Linked DNA regions of Homo sapiens: region 2 is linked to region 1. Evidence: read pairs that join two places in POLR2A ChIA-PET (ENCODE). Cell type or tissue: OCI-LY7. All regions are shown on one strand. Each heading gives the region's core, and the rest is flanking DNA. Links, peaks and the distances in the headings are about the cores only.

Region 1 (10,012 bases), core at 4,129-6,628:
TAAATGTATACAATTTTTATTTGCCAATTAAAAAATAAACAAGAAACAGTTAAAAAGAAAAAAGGAACAGCAGGTGAAGGGAACCATCCAAGCACAAACATCCTCAACTCTTGGTTGATGGAACACCAAATAGAGGTTCTAAGATATTGTCTGCAATCAGCTGGGCACAGTGGCTCATACCTGTAATCCCAGTGCTTTGGGAGGCTGAGACAGGAAGATCTGTTGAGCTCAGGAGTTTGAGACCAAGCCTGGGCAACATAGCAAGACCTCATCTCTACAAAAATTTTAAAAATTAACCTAGTGTATTGGTGCATGCCTGTAGTTCCAGCTACTCAGAAGGCTGAGGCAGAAGAATCACTTGAGCCTGGGAGATTGAGGCTGCAGTGAGCTATGATCACATCACTGCACTCCAGCCTGGTGACAGAGTGAGACCCTGTCTTTAGAAAAAAAAAAAAAAAAAGGGACATTGTCTGAAATCAGAGAGGACCAGCACAGTAGCAGAGGTTAGTGACCAAATTATGTTGGGAGAAGGGAGGCAGGACAAGCAAGCTAAATTTGCATCCATCTTGGTATCTAAATCAAGTAACAACATATTTGGAGATATCAAGCTAATCACAAAAAGAACTAAAAGCAGAAACTGTTCAAAGAAGTTGCCTCGGGAGAACAAGTTAAAGGACACTATGAGAAAGCAATCAGTCAAATCCAGAATATAGGACATTCCATGGGACAACTGCCCTCGTTTCTCTAATGAATCAATGGCAGGGAGAGGAAATGAGTTATAGAAAAAAGGACATTCAGGAGACAATGAAACAATCAAATTCAACGTGGGCCCTTCATTGGGGGATCCTTTGTTAGAACTTTGAGACAATCAGAAAAATTTAATAATGAACTGGATATAAGATGATGTTAAGAAATTGTGGCCAGGTGCAGTGGCTCATGCCTATAATCTCAGCACTTTGGGAGGCTGAGGCAGGTGGATCTCCTAAGGTCAGGAGCTCAAGACCAGCCTGGCCAACATGGCAAAACCCTGACTCTACTAAAAATAATTTTTAAAAAATTAGCCAGTCATGATAGCACGTGCCTATAATACCAGCTACTGGGGAGGCTGAGGCAGGAGAATTGCTTGAACCTGGGAAGTGGAGATTGCAGTGAGCTAAGATCACACCACTGCACTCCAGCCTGGGTGACAGAGGGAGACTCCACCTCAAAAAAAAAAAAAAAGGAAGGAAGGAGAGAAAGAAACAAGGGAAGGAGGGGGAGGAAGAAAGAAGAAAGAAAGGAAGGAAGGAGGGAGGGAGGGGAGAGAGAGAGAGAGAAAGAGAAAGAAAGAAAGAAGAAAATAAAAGAAATTGTTAATTCATTAGGTATAATAATAGCATGGTGGTTAGAGTTAAAAATATCTTTTGCAGTTATAGATACAGGGAAGCATTTCTAGCTAAAATAACATGACGTCTCAGATTTGCTTTAAAATGCTCCAAAACCACCCCTTCCTCCCCCGAGAATAAAGAGGGACAGAGAAACAAGGCTGGCCAAATGTTGCAAATTGTGGAAGCTGTGTAATAGATTCCTAGGGTTCACCATACCTTTCCCTCCTTTCATGTATGCTTGAAAATTTCCAAAATATTATAACAGTGTGAGAACAAAAATTAGATTTAAAAAATCCAAAATAATACACTGTTGTTGTGTTGTTATTGTCATTTTTTGTAACCAGGTGCCTCTGAGGAATGGGATAGGATTTGGGGAACAGTGGTGCTGGCAAGCTTTTCATAGTTTTCATTTATTCAATGAATACTTACTGAGTCCTGCAATGCATGAGACACTGTGTAGACACTTTAGGGAAATGAAGAGAACAGATCAAAGTCCCTGTCCTCATGGAGCTCACATTCCCATCAGGGGAAAGAGACAACAAACCATAGACATAGTAAGTTATAATATGTAGAAGTGGGTAAGTGCTGTGAGGAAATAAGTGGGTTAAGAAGGACCAGGAGTGGGGCCAGAGCTGTAGTTTTAAATAGCAAGTGCAGGGAAGAGCTCATTGAAAAAGGTAACCTTGGAACAGAGACTCGGAGGAGGTGAAAGATATTATAAACCCTTTTGAATTATTGCTTTTTAATTATGTTCATGGATTACTTTGCTAAAAATAATTGAAAAAGATTCCTTTAAAATAAAATATTTCAGGCTGGATGTGGGGGCTCATGCCTGTAAGGCTAGCACTTTGAGAGGCTGAGGCAAGAGGATTGCTTGAGGTCAAGAGTTCAAGACCAACCTGGCCAACATAGCAAGACCCCGTCTCTATTTTTAAAAAACAGATTAGCTCCCCCTCCCCCTCTCCCTCTCCCCACGGTCTCCCTCTCCCTCTCTTTCCACGGTCTCCCTCTGATGCCGAGCCAAGGCTGGACTGTACTGCTGCCATCTCAGCTCACTGCAACCTCCCTGCCTGATTCTCCTGCCTCAGCCTGCCGAGTGCCTGTGATTGCAGGCGCGCGCCGCCACACCTGACTGGTTTTCGTATTTTTTTGGTGGAGACGGGGTTTCGCTGTGTTGGCCGGGCTGGTCTCCAGCTCCTAACCGCGAGGGATCCGCCAGCCTCGGCCTCCCGAGGTGCCGGGATTGCAGATGGAGTCTGGTTCACTCAGTGCTCAGTGGTGCCCAGGCTGGAGTGCAGTGGCGTGATCTTGGCTCGCTACAACCTCCACCTCCCAGCCGCCTGCCTTGGCCTCCCAAAGTGCCGAGAGTACAGCCTCTGCCAGGCCGCCACCCCGTCTGGGAAGTGAGGAGCATCTCTGCCTGGCCATCCATCGTCTGGGACGTGAGGAGCCCCTCTGCCTGGCTGCCCAGTCTGGAAAGTGAGGAGCGTCTCTGCCCGGCCGCCATCCCATCTAGGAAGTGAGGAGCGTCTCTGCCCGGCCACCCATCGTCTGAGATGTGGGGAGCGCCTCTGCTCCGCCGCCCCGTCTGGGAGGTGAGGAGCGTCTCTGCCCGGCCGCCCCGTCTGAGAAGTGAGGAGCCCCTCCACCCGGCAGCCGCCCCGTCCGAGAAGTGAGGAGCCCCTCCGCCCAGCAGCCACCCCGTCTGGGAAGTGAGGAGCGTCTCCGCCCCGCAGCCACCCCGTCCGGGAGGGAGGTGGGGGTCAGCCCCCCGCCCGGCCAGCCGCCCCGTCCGGGAGGGAGGTGGGGGGGTCAGCCCCCGCCCGGCCAGCCGCCCCATCCGGAGGAGGTGGGGGGGTCAGCCCCGCCCGGCCAGCCGCCCCATCCGGGAGGAGGTGGGGGCCAGCCCCCCGCCCGGCCAGCCGCCCCGTCCGGAGGTGAGGGGCACCTCTGCCCGGCCGCCCCTACTGGGAAGTGAGGAGCCCCTCTGCCCGGCCAGCCGCCCCGTCCGGGAGGGAGGTGGGAGGGTCAACCCCCTGCCCGGCCAGCCGCCCCGTCCGGGAGGTGAGGGGCGCCTCTGCCCGGCCGCCCCTACTGGGAAGTGAGGAGCCCCTCTGCCCGGCCAGCCGCCCCGTCCAGGAGGGAGGTGGGGGGGTCAGCCCCCCGCGCGGCCAGCCGCCCCATCTGGGAGGGAGGTGGGGGGGTCAGCCCCCCACTCGGCCAGCCGCCCCGTCCGGGAGGGAGGTGGTGGGGTCAGCCCCCCGCCCAGCCAGCTGCCCCGTCCGGGAGGGAGGTGGGGGGGTCAGCCCCCCGCCCAGCCAGCCGCCCCGTCCGGGAGGTGAGGGGCGCCTCTGCCCGGCCGCCCCTACTGGGAAGTGAGGAGCCCCTCTGCCCGGCCACCACCCCGTCTGGGAGGTGTGTCCAACAGCTCCTTGAGAACGGGCCAGGATGACAATGGCGGTTTGGTGGAATAGAAGTGGGGGAAAGGTGGGGAAAAGATTGAGAAATCGGATGGTTGCCGTGTCTGTGTAGAAAGAAGTAGACATGGGAGACTTCGTTTTGTTCTGTACTAAGAAAAATTATTTTGCCTTGGGATCCTGTTGATCTGTGACCTTACCCCCAACCCTGTGCTCTCTGAAACATGTGCTGTGTCCACTCAGGGTTAAATGGATTAAGGGCGGTGCAAGATGTGCTTTGTTAAACAGATGCTTGAAGGCAGCATGCTCGTTAAGAGTCATCACCACTCCCTAATCTCAAGTACCCAGGGACACAAACACCGCGGAAGGCCGCAGGGTCCTCTGCCTAGGAAAACCAGAGACCTTTGTTCACTTGTTTATCTGCTGACCTTCCCTCCACTATTGTCCTATGACCCTGCCAAATCCCCCTCTGTGAGAAACACCCAAGAATGATCAATTAAAAAAAAAAAGGAAGTTTAAAAAAAAACAGATTAAAAAATAATAATAAAATACAATAAAATATTTTGCCTGGCCATGGTGGCTCACACCTGTAATCCCAGCATTTTGGGAGACTGAGGTGGGCGGATCACTTGAGGCCAGAAGTTTGAGACCAGTCAGGCCAACGTGGTGAAACACCATCTCCACAAAAAATACAAAAATTAGCTGGGCGTGGTGGCACATGCCTGTAGTCCTGGCTACTTGGGAGGCTGAGGTGGGAGGATTGGTTGAGCACAGGAGGAAGAGGCTGCAGTGAGCCGAGATGGTGCCACTGCCTTCCAGCCTGGGCGATAGAGCAAGACAATGTCTCAAACACACACACACACACACACAACTGGGCCGGGCATGGTGGCTCACACCTGTAATCCCAGCACTTTGGGAGGCCGAGGTGGGTAGATCACCTGAGGTCAGGAGTTCGAGACCAGCCTGGCAAACATGTGAAACCCCGTCTCTACTAAAAATACAAAAAAATTAGCTAGGCATGGTGGCACATGCCTCTAATCCAAGCTATTTGGTAGGCTGAGGCAGGAGAATTGCTTGAACCTGGGAGGCGAAGTTTGCAGTGAGCCGAGATGGCACCACTGCACTCCAGCCTGGGCAACAGAGTAAGACTCTGTCTCAAAAAAAAAAAAAAAATTTTTTTTCTCCCCACCATGTCTTCTTCTCTGCCTACCAAAATCTTCCTTTCTTTTGCAAGCCAACCATGAGTGATCCTGCCTTCATGAGGCCTTTTTCATCCACAGCCAGAATTAACCACTTTTTTGTAGTTTTTGTACATTGCCAGTATCTCTAACATGTACTTCATTCTCCTAAGTAGGACAGCTCTTCATAGCTTTACTAAGCATTTTACTTTTCATTATTTTATTTACACTTCACAATGATACTGAGTGGGTTTGTTTGTTTGTTTGTTTGTTTGTTTGTTTTTTGAGACAGAGTCTCGTTCTGTCACCCAGGCTGGAGTGCACTGGCATGATCTCAGCTCACTGCAAGCTCTGCCTCCCAGGTTCATGTCATTCTCCTGCCTCAGCCTCCGGAGTAGCTGGGACTACAGGCGCCCACGACCACGCCCGGCTAATTTTTTGTATTTTTAGTAGAGACGGGTTTTCACCGTGTTAGCCAGGATGGTCTTGATCTCCTGACCTCGTGATCCACCCGCCTCGGCCTCCCGAAGTGCTGGAATTACAGGCGTGAGCCACCACGCCCGGCCAAGTGGTTTTTATTTAATATCATTGTTATTCCCACTTGACAGATGAGAAAACTAAGTCTCTAAAAGAGGAAGTGACCTGTACCCAGACACAGAAACAGCACCTGAATTCTAGGCCACATCCTCTGAATCAAACATTATTACTTCTCTCTGCCTCACTCACTACCTCTTTATCATTAGTTGTTTCCAAAAGTCTTGTTTTAATGTTAAAATTAGATTTGAGTCAAAGTACTATTTGCATACGATATTAATTTCGGTAGTTGAGAAAATCTTAGAAGGAAAAGCAAATCTCCCACCTAATCAATCTGCAGTCACATTTTGCAGAGACAATATTCTTTTCAATATTTCTACTTTTAGTTCTTCCGGCAGTTGTCTGTGTAACTCTAGAGAATATGCTTACACCTTTACATATTGATTTTTATCACCCTTAGATATTATCTGCTGACTTCCTCCTGTGAAGGGGGAGGACTTAGCTCATTTGCATTGCCCTAATGTCTTAGGTTAGGTTCCCTGGGAAACTGACTCTCAGGCAGAGACTTACATGTAGGAGGCACACAACTCTGGAGCAGTGAAGGCAGCAGAATTGAGCTGCAGGAGGAGTTTACCTGCTGTGCAGTCGACAATAGAAGCCTCAGCCCAACCAGTGGGAGCTCAGAGCTCACTTCAGAGTTGTCTACTCTGAACGATTGTACCCCACCATCAATGGGTCGTTGGATGCAGCCTGGGGCACATAAACTTAGAAAGCCAACTCTCTTTGGCTGAGGACAATTCTAAAAGAACTCAAGGTAGGTTGTCAAGCAGCCAGTACTTCTGGCAGCCAGAGAATGAACATCATGGTCCTAAAGTGGGGATCTGAGCAGAGCACCATGGCATGCATCACTGTACACCCTCTATGTCACTGGAACCCACCTGCTTCTATAGTAAGTTCACCCCATTTGAAATTAGCTACCCTGGATTTCTGGTTGGTTCCATTAGGAGAACCTTACTAGAATGTCAGGGGGCCAAGTTACAGTCTTTCCCTCTGTAGCTGCTCTCAAAGCCACTTCTGAGACACTCCATTTCCCTCTTCCACTACCAATTCTAGATTCCCCTCACCCTCACCTAGCACCTATGCTGCTCTAGATGGCTTAACTGGTGGATGATTCCATTCCTCATCCCTGATAAATCTTAGCCCTTTGTCACCCAACCCTGTTCCAAGGCTGATTATAGGATAACATAGGTTGGCTACATTGTTCACTTACCATCACAACTGGGCAGGAGAGAAAGAAGAGCTGCTCCTACGGATCAGCGGAGTGTCAAATATATTCTTCTCTGTCCCACCATGAAGCAGAAATCCCAACTTCTCCTGATTATCAGGATCCATTTTTCCTGCTGAAATGTGGTTCCTGTCCCTATTCTTCCCTCTTTCATAACCCACTTGTAAATGAAAGTGCCTATAAGACAGCTCTATTCCATTGTTCCCCAGCACTGCAAATTCAACATCTTCAAAACTGAACTGACATTTTTTTCCCTTCCTTAAACTGCTCTTTCTTCTTCAACCATCCAGTACCTCTGCTGGAAACCTGGTTCATCTTTGGGTCCTCCAACTCCCTCACCCTCTATAGCTGCCTTATAGCTCTGTAAAGTCTCCCTCCTAAATGGCTTTTAAATCAGCCTCACTCTCTTTCCCCACAGTTGCTGCCCTTGTCTGGGCACCCCTCCTTTCTCACACGGACTATTACAAACACTTTCTTTCTCCAGTCTTGCTCGTACTCCTCCCACCAGCATCTCTGAGGTATAAAAATGAGAAACAAAGAGACCTGGAACTAGAAATGTCTCTATCTAGAGCGACATTTAAAATCAAGAGAGTTGGCTGGGGTTAGTGGCTGACGCTTGTAATCCCCGCACTTTGGGAGGCCGAGACGGGTGGATCACTTGACATCAGGAGTTCGAGACCAGCCCGACCAACATGGCAAAACCGCATCTCTACCAAAAACACACAAATTAGCCGGGCATGGTGGCACACAACTGTAGTCCTAGCTACTCAGGAGGCTGATGCAGAAAAATTGTTTGAACCCAGGAGATGGAGGTTGCAGTGAGCCGAGATCGTGCCACCACTCCAGCCTGGGTGACAGAGTGAGACTCTGTCTCAATAAATAAATAAATAAATAAATAAATAAATAAATAAATAAAATCAAGAGAGTGAGATGTGCTCTAAGAGGGACTTGAAGAGAAAAGAGATAAGGGCATCTGCAGAGGCCATTAAAGAAAAAAATAGCCCTTTTGTTATTTACCTTCATGGATATAAAATGCTTATGCTGCAACATTTTTTCTCATCTTTTTTCCATGTTAGAAAGTATATATTGATTTCCTACTATTTTGGAAAATGAGGATTTAGCTTTCTTCCTGTGTTCCCCACCCCAATATACACATGCTTTCCCCTGTCCTCCAACTTAGTTATAGTTTAGATGTACTAAATCAATATTCAGAGATTGCTTCTTTTCATTTGATAAATACTCCTTTGAGCTGCTTTGAAATGTTGAGTTAAGACATAAAATAACCCCTTTTGTCCTTTTAATCATTACAGGCAGGCTCTTGTAGGTGTTGAGAAACATTAGTAGAGTTTCTTCTCTGCCTATTTTAAAAATAGAAAAATGTATTTTAAATCAATCAACAATTATGTCAGCGTTCATTGTGTCCAAGGCAACATCATGGAAACAAAGATGTCTAGTGTAGAATTCCTACCCTCAAAGCACCAACATGTAGATGGTAAAATCATCCAAATACATGGAAAACAGGAACAAGTCTATGCAAGTGCTGCCTAACAGATCTCAAGAGTCAGAGGAAGAAGTCCCGTGCATGGAGTGGCCCAGGACAATGATACAGAGGAGGGGAACAGAGTTGAGGGATTTGATAAGCTGCAAAGGAAAATAGGGCAAAAGGCAAAGAGAAAGAGGAAGAGCGGTCCAGGCGTAAGAGAATCCTAGAGTACTCTAGGCAGGATTGGCAAAGGCAGGAAGGGAGGAAACACCGTTTCATTTTGTTTTGTTTTGAGACGGAGTCTCACTCTGTTGCCCAGACTGGAGCGCAGTGGTGCAATCTTGGCTCACTGCAAACTCCACCTCCCGGTTTCAAGCAGTTCTCCTGCCTCAGCCTCCTGAGTAGCTGGGAATCCAGGCGCACGCCACCCCGCCCAGCTAATTTTTGTATTTTTTTAGTAGAAACGGGGGTTCACAACATTGGCCAGGCTGGTCTCAAACTCCTTACCTCGTGATCTGCCCACCTCGGCCTCCCAAAGTGCTGGGATTACAGGCATGAGCCACTGCACCTGGCCGAAAACACTTTTTTGAGGATGCCAAGTAGCCCAGTTTCATGGCAAAAGAGGTTCATGCAGTAGAAAAGCAGGAGATAAAGGGGCAAGGCAGGGTGAGAGCAGAATGTGATAGGCTTGAATGCCAAGAAGAGGATTCCCAACATTTTCTCATCATCAAAGTTATTAGACAGTGAAGAACACATGGGCAAACTTTTTTTTTTTTTTGAGACGGAGTATCATTCTGTCGCTCAGGCTGGAGTGCAGTGGTGTGATCTTGGCTCATTGTAACCTGCATCTCCTGGGTTTAAGAGATTCACCTGACTCAGCCTCCTGAGTACTGGGATTACAGGTGCCCGCCACCATGCCCTGCTAATTTTGGTATTTTTAGTAGAGACGAGGTTTCACCATCTTAGCCAGGCTGGCCTCGAACTCCTGACCTCAAGCGATCTGCCTGCCTCGGCCTCCCAAAGTGCTAGGATTACAGGTATGAGCCACCGTGTCCGGCTGAGCAAACTTTTTAATAGTTAAAAAGTCCTTAATTCAGTGGGAAAAATGCTGAATTATTAAGTGACTTGATGAACATGTTAAAGAAATATTAGGTTGGTGCAAAAGTAATTGCTGTTTGGTTTTGGGACCGCGTCTCACTCTGTTGCCCAGGCTGGAGTGCAGTGGTGCAGTCACGGCTCACTGCAACCTTGACCACTGGGGCTTAGGCGATCCTTTCACCTCAGCCCCCTGAGTAGCTGGGACTACAGGCATGCACCACCATGCCCAACTAATTTTTTAATTTGTTTTGTAGAGACAAGTTCTCACTATGTTGCCCAGGCTGGTCTCGAACTCCTCAATCTTCCTGCCTCAGCCTCCCAAAGTGCTGAGATTACGAGAGTGAGCCACTGCACCAGCCATAAAATACAATTTGTATGTTGAAAAATAGTAATAAACTTAATAGCCAGGAGATATATATATATATATATCTGAACTTCTGGCCTCAAGCAATCTCCTCTCCTGTCTTGGCCTCACAAAGTGCTAGGATCACAGGCATGAGGCACTAAGCCTGGCCAACATTTTTAATATTAAAAATAAATACTTAGTTAGCAAGTTAACACATTGATTCAATTAGTATTTGTTATTCAAGGTTCATTGACTGCTTAGTGTATCAGCTCTGAACTCTAATAATTAAGCTAAATATTGGGAA
Region 2 (10,012 bases), core at 2,528-5,027, 700 kb before region 1:
TGTTTCCTACAGGGACATTGCTTTCCTGAAAAGAACTGGGGTACTGTTGCTAAGGAAGGGAAGAATAGATATTTGGTAGGCAACTGGCAGTCTCTTCCACAGCCTTTGAAACAATTGCCTATGTTGCGGGCGTGTGAGGAAGTTCGACAGGATTTAGTGTTCATAGTAACCATTTGCCTTCCTTGAATTGCACAGAAAAAATTAAATATACAAAGATATGCTTGCATACATTTTATTAGAAACAGGGATTGTCAAAAGTAGTTACGATATGCTGGGACCCAAAAAAAAAAAAAAAAAAGCCTACTCATACATATTTACCTTATACTTCTTCAGGAAAATAAAGTTGATCCGTGTTTTATGACTTGGTTCTCCTCCCCTCTACTGCCCTGCAAACGCTGAAAGATCAAAAATTTTATTTTGTGACAGTCTTGCTCTGTTGCCCAGGCTGGAATGCAGTGGTGCAAATTTGGCTCACTGCAGCCTCTACCTACTGAGTTCAAGCAATTCTCCTGCCTCAGCCTCCCTAGTAGCTGAGATTACAGGCATGCACCACTACACCCAGCTAATTTTTGTAATTTTGTAGAGATGGAGTTACACGATGTTGACGAGACTGGTCTCAAACTCCTGGCCTCATGCAATCTGCCTGCCTCAGCCTCCTAAAGTGCTGAGATTATAGTTGAGAGCCACTCCACCAAGCCTAAAGATCAAAAACTTTAAACCAACTTTAAGAAAAAGCTCAGATGCTATAACTTTAAAAATCATTTCTTTTTTTTGCTTTTTATAACTCCTCTGTTGTCTGACAGAAGTAACTACTACTTCCAATAATCCGTATGTCCTCATAACATCTTTTTAGAAATCCTAAATTTCAATCTCCTTAAAAGGCCCTTGTGAACAATGTCGTATTTCTATAGCGTATTTCTATTTTATCCCAAAGTGCCCATAGTATTAGGTATAAAAAATACTTCAAATAAACTTTTTTAGCAGTATTTTTTCACATTTTTAAATTGAGGTATAAATTACATACAGGAAAATTCACCCTTTAGTGTACAGTTCTGTGAGTTTTGAAACATCTGTGATCATGTAACCACCACAGTAATGCAGATACGCAACAGTTCTATCACCTCCAAATTTCCCCTGTGCCCCTTGTGTCTGGCAATCACAAATATAGCCGCTATCAACATTTACAGACAGGCTTTTGTGTGAAAATAAGTTTTCCACTTGGTCAGATATCTAGGAGTGAGATTGCAGGGGCATCGGATGCCTATTCAAAGCCCCAAATCAAAAGTTAGCTTAGCTATCAAGTTTTTATTAAGCATTTTGACAGTCATCCCCAAAGATCTGCATAATGACTTACTAAAAAGAGAAACTGCCACCAATAATATAGGGGAAGCCCAGGGGGCATTAATAAATTAGGCTACAATTAAAGGGACAAAATATATCGAGACCCATTTTTCATTCTGCCCAACACAATAGAAATAAGAAAATATTACATGTCAAAAGGGTACAGAGAAATATATGGCTTTAAGATGAATGTTTTCCCATTTCCCACTGTAATTTATACTCCCTTCTATTACTCCTTCTACAAATCACATTTCTGAACTTTTAAAAAACTGAAGAAAACCAGATGACTTTGGGAGGTCCAGGCGCATTCTGATGTCTGCTTATGCGGAAGCTTCTAAAGAGCTTGCTGTAATAAACACTACAATAAGCCTGAAAGAGATCGCCAGGATTTTCTGAGTCAAACAAGACATGTTACTCCTTCATAGAATCAGAACTAAAAGGAAACTCAAGTAAAATCTCATCCCACCCTCTCAGTTTACAGATATGAAGAAAACCAAAGCCAGAGAGGAGAAATGACTTGTCCAAGAGCACAGCTACTTTGTAGTATAATCCAGGGCTGGACTTCACAAGCGGAGGGCAAACGGTAGGGTGGACACTACTGAACCTCCAGTATCATTTTTTTTTGTCAATCTTCAGTTCTCTTGGCTCTAGCCTGCAGGCTAACATCACAGTTATAGTGTTTACCCAGAGCCATGGAGAGAAGAACAAAAGGGATACCGGTGTGGCTTTGTTTAAGGTAAATATTTTATTATAGTACCTCAGCCATTCTTTCTTCTAATTATAGAATCCACTGACTGGAACTAGAAGTGGGGACAAACTGATCAACTTCAGGGTTTACATTGCTGGTGAACTCCAACAATGATGGATAAACTTGTATCACAGGTACAAGAGGAAGGGGTAGTACTGCTGGATTTCTTAATTTTGAAGATACATAGATTTCAGTGAGAAATTCGGACTCATTCTCATTTTGGCAAACCACTGTTGAAATCAAACTGGACAGAATGTAGGCACCTTCCCAATAAATTATCTTCAAAAGAGATGAGAAAAAGACCCACTTGCGTGAGCATACCGGCAGGACTGTAACTGTGCCGTCACTTCCCGATCAGGCATGTACTGGCATCATCTGTGTTCCCACGTGCAACTCAGGAGAAGCAGGAAATAAAGCTGAAAACCCTACACGTCCTCCCTCACCTCTCTGAATTTCTCTTCACACCTATTATATTTTTTGTAATATTTATTCAGAAGAAATGCTGAATGGTGATAATGCAATAACTTAGGCCTGTGACTGTTTGCTTCAAAGTTTGAAAATTAAGTTACCGGCCGGGCGCGGTGGCTCACGCCTGTAATTCCAGCACTTTGGGAGGCCGAGGCGGGCGGATCACGAGGTCAGGAGATCGAGACCATCCTGGCTAACATGGTGAAACCCCGTCTCTACTAAAAATACAAAAAATTAGCTGGGCGCGGTGGCAGGCGCCTGTAGTCCCAGCTACTCGGGAGGCTGAGGCAGGAGAATGGTGTGAACCTGGGAGGCGGAGCTTGCAGTGAGCCAAGATCGCGCCACTGCACTCCAGCCTGGGCGACAGAGCGTAACTCCGTCTCAAAAAAAAAAAAAAAAAAAGGAAAATTAAGTTACCAATGTCCTCTATACACAATAGGGTCCTGATACTAATATGGATGTGAATGATCAACTGTGGGAAAGCCTGGTGATAAGTACGTCAAAAATATAACCAGTTTCTTGCTTCTAAGTCTATTAAAATGTAGGTCCTTGGCTTCCAAATGCTGGTATCTGAATGATACAAGAATGGACCCTCCAGCCGTGAAATGGGTGGTGACAATAGAGTATGGTGTTGTACACACAGATTAAGAGTGCAAATATTGTCAATGTTTATATTTCCCACTAGTTGTAAACTTACTCTGCAATTCAGAGTACAGCTCACAGAGTTAGGGTGCTTCCCCGCTCCACAATGAATCTGAAATTACCTAAGTATTTTCTGGGCACAATAAAAATTAACCTAGTTAACTCACTAATATGTCAATGAAAACAATATATACATATGTGGGAAGACAGTGGGAGAGAAAATAGAAAGTGGATGAATTGTCACCATACACACAGCAAGTTATCTAATTTGCTTTTCAATTGGCTCATTAGAAATAAGTGCCCACTATTCAATCTCTCTTATAAAAATCACTAGTCATTACTAAGTTTTCAGATATATGAACTGAAATTATGCAATGTCATCGGAAGACATTCTTTGAACAAATATTTACTTAATGCTGACTATTCTTAGATCTCCCTCTTGTACAGGTTACCTGTGCATTTTTCATCATTTAAAAATACAACACATATACGCATTGCAAAAATAAGATGAATCCCCACCACACACACATACCATGAAGCTCATTCTCATTTGGGTCCAAGAGCCAGAGAAGTCAATCAGTATTTGTAGATATTCTGTGTCATAAAGCTCTCCCTGTACTTACTATTTAGGTAGAAGCAAGCCCTGGTAAGGAAAGCAGCATGTGTGCTGGAGTTAACTCTGGATTCAAATTCCTTCTATTCTACCTATTAGGACCATGTCTGAGCCTTAGTTTGCTCATCTGCAAGATGAGAATATTAACTCCCTTCTGGATATCATGAGGATATAATTAAATAAGGTAGAGTTTGTAAAGCATCCAATACAGTATCTGGCACATGACAGAAGAAGAGAAGAAAACCAATACAAGTACGGAAGACAACATCAGGTGGGCCAGTTACGTCCCACCCATGTCTACTTTGGAAAGCACATTCTTTTTCTTTTTTTTTTTTTTTTTTTTTTTTTTTTTTTTTTTGAGACGAAGTCTCGCTCTGTGGCCCAGGCGGGAGTGCAGTGGCGTAATCTCGGCTCACTGCAAGCTCCGCCTCCCGGGTTCACGCCATTCTCCTGCCTCAGCCTCCCGAGTAGCTGGGACTACAGGCGCCCGCCATCACGCCCGGCTAATTTTTTTGTATTTTTAGTAGAGACGGGGTTTCACCGTGTTAGCCAGGATGGTCTCGATCTCCTGACCTCGTGATCCGCCCGCCTTGGCCTCCCAAAGTGCTGGGATTACAAGCGTGAGCCACCGCGCCCGGCCGGAAAGCACATTCTTTCTAAAGGTCACCATAACACTTGCTAAAAATTAAATGTTTCATTGTTTTTGCTGTTTTTGTTTGTTTACGCAAGTATCTTCCAGAAGCTATTTATTGGAATAAAACCAAAGTGCTGAAGGAATTAAGCAGAGACAGAACACATGAAAGAGAAAGGATAACAGATGATGGATATAAGAAAGAATAAAAAGCAAAAAGATAGCAAACCTGCCTCATTTTATTAAGAAATGTAAGCAAGTGGCAAAGGGGGTGGGGCGGATGGAGAAGGGAATAGAAAGCCAATGTTACTAACCATTGGATTCAGCGTTAAGTCTATGGAACTCCAACCAGTCAGAAATGACTTTCCATTTTTCATCTAGCCAATGGAAATGAAACATGTATTTTAAACAATAAAGTCAATAAAAACTTCAGGAGAAATAATGTTTTGATTCCTAAAATATATGTTCTGAAGAGTTTGGCCCTATTTTTCAAAAAGCCAATTAGTGTTCACCACCGTTTCACACCAAAACAACAGGAATTTCCAATAAAATGACTGATAAGCCATTCTATTAGACAAGTTAATATAACCAGCCAAATAACCAGTTATTTTGGCGAAATCTTGTTTGATCATTTTGCTAAGCTTCAATTTTCCTCTAACTTGGTCTTGAGGTCTCTCTCTGGAGAGTAGCTATCGATTCTAGACCTGCTGGGGCGGGGGGCGGCCCCAGATGTTTATAGTGTTTCTCACAGAATACCTCTTTTCCCAGCTGGACGCCTAATCCTAAGCGTGGACACATGACCAGATGCCCCTCTCACAGAAAACTCGGTTATAGTGGCAGCCACCCTTGTAGATCTTCTCTCACCTGGGTCCAGCCCTGACCAGGAAGGGAGTTAGGTTCAAGTGAGACACAGGAGCCGGCACAACAAAACACATGAAATAACAGAAGCCGGTGTTACTTACAGATGCCAGAGAGAAGAGGGCAGCCCGCCTTGCAGGCCAACAGGAAGCGGGAGCCATCTGGAACCTATGTGCTCAACCAGTAAGTGGGCAGCTAGCGAGCGAGTGAGCGAGAACCTGGCGACCTAAGCCTTTATTAAGGTCCACGGGTGTTCTGCCGTAGGCTTTCCACAGGGCAGTGGTTGGCTAGTTTAAAGAAAACACGTGCGAAGGGAGGGGGTCTAATTTACCTGACTCTGATGTTGACCATCAGGTTTCATCATGGTCAACAGCTGTGGGGTGTGCTGGGTTTTTGGGTCTGCGAGATGAGGAACAGGCAGGCTACAGCAGAAACCACCGCACAGGTGAGGGAAGTTTCAACTAGGCCTCGGGGGACGGGGTGTGTACAACCGGGTTTCAAATAACTTAGGTCTGGCCTAAAAATTGATGCAGAAGGAGCAATGATATTAAACAAATTTATGACAATGGACACTTGAACAAATTCCACCTAAACACACAGGCTACCTTAAACATGTGAAACAAACCTCCTATAAAATCTGATTTGAGATCTTAAGGAAGTACCCCAGACTGAGACATCTCCAGACACGACTCCCAAGTTCCCCATGAGCAAAATGCTCCACTTTATTGCTAAAGATTGCTTCAGTTCCATAAGCATTTATTAATCATTCAGTGACATTAGCTACTATTTATCGATCAATTACTATGCGGTACTTTACACATTATCTCATTTAATGCTCAAGAACAATCCAATAGGATAAACAAACTTATCTCTCTTTACAGACAAACATACTGCGGCTCACGGAGGTTAAGGAACTTGCCCAGGCCACACAGCTGGTAAGTGGCAGAGCCAAGATTCAGACCTAGGTCTGTATGACTACAATTCAATCTTTTCATAACTCAATCTTCCTCTGGTTTACTTTTAAAATATAAATACTTGAAATTCTCATTAAAAACTGACATCTGGGTTCACACAAAGACCCCCCCCCAACCCTCACCCATCTCATTGACAAGGCTCAGACCATGGGAGCCTTGTCAGGTATTTCTATGAAACGATATTGATGGGAAAATGAGAGCATTTGGTCACTTCGAGAACTACCAACCCCTGAACCAGCCCCCTACCCGCTTTCTCTCCCACCAACGCACACTGCACAACTCCCCGAAGCCCTGCTGAACCTACTTAGGCAGTGCCTGCCTGGCCTGGAGACCTCAGTGGGCACACCTGAGGCACTCATCTTTCAAAAAGAACCTAAGTCTTCTCATGTTCTAACCTCTCCCTGCCCCACTCTTCCCAGATCCATAATCAGAGGCAGATTTCAACTGCACTGGGAGTCAAACAAAGAGTCAAGCCCGAGAGAAAAAGGCTTACACACCAAAAGAATGGCACTATTTTGCAAACTTACAAACTTGTATATGTTTAACAAGTTTCACTTGTCCAGTATATATTTGGGGAACCTGTGTGGGAATGAATTCCGAGGAAAGGGGAGAACATTACTTTAACCTGGGCTTTAGAGACCAGCTGTCTTAACAGAGCCTCTGGATTCAACATGGAAACTCGAGCATCTGGGAATTATTCTAATTGTTTGCTCCATTTCTTTGTTGAAATCTGGACTCAATGGAGTCCTATAATATTTGCCAGAAACTCAGTATAATGGAGAGGAATGTGTGTTGTGGGTTCTACCTTGTGTAAACTGTCCACCTCCCTATACCGCTATGTCCCCTGAAAGGGTACAGGAGATTCTTCCTTCACCACAACCCACTGGTGGGGTAGGTAGCGGGTGCGGTAGCAGCACTTGAGCAGGGGAGGGGACCCCACTGTGGCTGAGCACTGTTCTCCGTTGTGTGGTCTTTGGCTCTCCTAGAGATCCTGTGAATGTCCCAATACCCTTCAATAAGTGACTTTCTGCTTATGTAAATACCTAGATTGTTTGCTGTCAAGAATTGTAACACCTCAGTCCAGGGTACTTTCTGCTACCCTAAGGTGTTTAAGATAAGAGTAGCAAAAAAGGGCTGGGACTAGAGACCTAGGGAATGACCCTCCTTGAAGACAGGGCAGAGAGAAAACTTCCAGGGAAAAGAGACACTCAGGGAATAAGCATAGGAGCCACAGGGCCCAGCCATCTCCTCCTCTACTGCCCCGGTGGGACTTCTCAAATTGATTACACCAGAAAAAACAGAAGGCTCCCTACAATGGGTGCTCTCAGCTAGCTCCTTTACCCCAACACCCTGGGTGGCCGCTCCACCTCTAGCTCCTTTACCCCAACACCCTGGGTAGCCACTCCACTTCCTCCTGGCCATAACCATGCCCTAAATTGCACACACACACACATACAAATATATATATATATATTTATATATACAGTTGATCCTTAGACGACACAAGCTTGAAATGTGCTGGTTCACTTATACTCAAATTTTCCCAGTAAATACACTAAAACATTTTTTTGGAGATTTGTGACAATTTGAAAAAACTCAAAAATGAACCGTGTAGCCTAGAAATACTGAAAAAAATTAAGAAAGAGATATGTCATGAATGCAAAAAGTATATGTAAACACTGGTCTATTTTATCATTTGCTACCATAAAATTTATACAAATGTATAATAAAACATTAAAACTTATGAAAACTTACACACAGACAGTACATGGAATCATTCACAGTCGAGATAAATGTAAACACATATAAAGATGCAGTATTAAATCATAACTGCATAAAATTAACTATAGTGCACACTGTACCTCTGTAGTACTTTGCTATTGTGGTGAACTTAAGTGTTGTGAGTATCCCTTAAAAGGCCATGGGGGCCAGGCACAGTGGCTCACACCTTTGGGTGGCTGAGGCAGTAACTCTGGGAGGCCGAGGTGGGAGGATCACTTGAGGTCCGGAGTTCAAGACCAGCCTGGCAACATGGTGAAACCCCGTCTCTACTAAAAATACAAAAATAAGCCAGGCGTGGTGGCTCACACCTGTAATCCCAGCTGCTCGAGAGGCTGAGGCACGAGAATCACTTGAACCTGGGTGGCAGACGTTGTGGTGAGCCGAGATTGCGCCACTGCACTCCAGTCTGGGCAACATAGTGAGACTCCGTCTTAAAAAAAAAAAAAAAAAAAAAAAGTGTGTGTGTGGGGGGGTGGAAATCTCTTGAAGTTCTCTCGTATTTTTCATCATGTTTAGTGCAATACTATAAACCTGAAATAACACTGTGGGACCCCCTGTGAAGTGCCACTAGTGATCTAGGCTGGAGGTGTTCCCAAAGAAGCACAGAAAAGTCATCATATTACAAGAAAATGGTGAATTGCTTGAGATTTGCCATAGACTGAGGTCTGCAGCTGCAGTTGCCTGCTATGTCAGACAGACAATTCATCCTGTAAACAGATGATGTACTCTTATGGTATTGACAAATACAATACAGTACTGTAAGGGTATTTTTCTCTTCCTTATGATTTTCTTAACAATTTGTTTTCTCTAGCTTCCTTTAAGAATAGCATGTGGGGCTTAATACCTCGATGATGGGTTGATAGGTGCACACATTTACCTATGTAACAAACCTGCACATGTATCCTGGAACTTAAAATAAATTTAAAAAAAAAGAATACAGTATATAATACATATAACATAGAAAATATGTGTTAATGGACTGTTTCTGTTATTGGTAAGGCTTCTTGTCAACAGCATGCTATTAGTAGTTAAGTTTTGGGGAGTCAGAAAGTTCTACTTGGATTTTCACCGCAAGGGGGTGGGGGTAGCATCCCTAAGTCCCATTTTATTTGAGGGTCAGATGTGTAACACCCAATATTGGCAAAGCAGGCTATACAAATTCATTATTAGTGGTACGGTAAAGTCTTATAACACTTTTGAAAATACATATGGTAACAAGTTGCAAAAGGTTTATTAGTATTTATACTCTTACCTGGTAATTCTACTCATAAATATTTATTCTAATATAGCAAAAAAGTGATAGGCACAATATAGTTAGTTGCTTGCTAATTGATTTAAAAATTTACAACTTCATAAAGATCTAACATTAAAGAACAGTTCAGGCCAGGTGCAGTGGCTCATGCCTATAATCCCAACACTTTGGGAGGCTGAGGTAGGAGGACCATTTGAGCCCAAGAGTTTGAGACCAGCCTGGGCAACATAGCAAGATCCCCATCTCTACAAAAAAAATAAATAATTAGGCATGAGTAGCACATGCCTGTAGTCCTAGCTACTTAGGAAGCTAAGGCAGGATATTCACTTGAGCCCTGGATTTCGAGGCTACCATGAACTATGATCACGACTGTACTCCAGCCTGGGCAATACCACAAGACCTTATCTCAAAAAAAAATTGAAACAGTTCAATAAATTATGGAACATGAACATAATAATACACTAATGTGCAGATATTTAAAATCTTGCAATGTGGATTTACCTATATTAACATGAGAGAAAATAGAATACAAAATAGCATGTACAGTCTCATTACAAGTATATCAATGATACATATTTATAGTATTATACAAAAAGAAAATACTGTAGTCAATTTTTAGGGTGGTGAAAGTAAGAATTATTTTAATCTCATTTTTAAAAATCTTGTCTTCTCAAAATCTTTTTAAAAAATCAAGCCTCAAAAA

The links. Peaks named below come from ENCODE experiments on the same cell type or tissue, not always from the same donor. Only the 100,000 strongest peaks of a DNase experiment are listed, where the experiment ranks them.
Region 2: POLR2A ChIA-PET joins it to region 1 with 9 read pairs; 1 of 35 experiments calls an interaction of 5 or more read pairs at or near these places.

Annotation. Positions count from the first base shown.
Region 1 is chr2:54,089,175-54,099,186 of GRCh38, reverse strand. It overlaps a transcript of ACYP2 not described here. Among named protein-coding and RNA genes, the nearest start is that of ACYP2, 21 kb to the left of the region's middle. RefSeq lists an enhancer at 3,700-4,395. In OCI-LY7, for the core only: no CTCF peak of the experiment used is centred there; DNase peaks (open chromatin) are centred at 5,616 and 6,046; H3K4me3 peaks cover 1,372 bases; H3K27ac peaks cover 2,222 bases.
Region 2 is chr2:54,783,672-54,793,683 of GRCh38, reverse strand. All of the region lies in intron 2 of EML6 (EMAP like 6), which reads right to left. Among named protein-coding and RNA genes, the nearest start is that of EML6-AS1, 38 kb to the right of the region's middle. In OCI-LY7, for the core only: no CTCF peak of the experiment used is centred there; DNase peaks (open chromatin) are centred at 4,083 and 4,733; H3K4me3 peaks cover 2,351 bases; H3K27ac peaks cover 2,379 bases.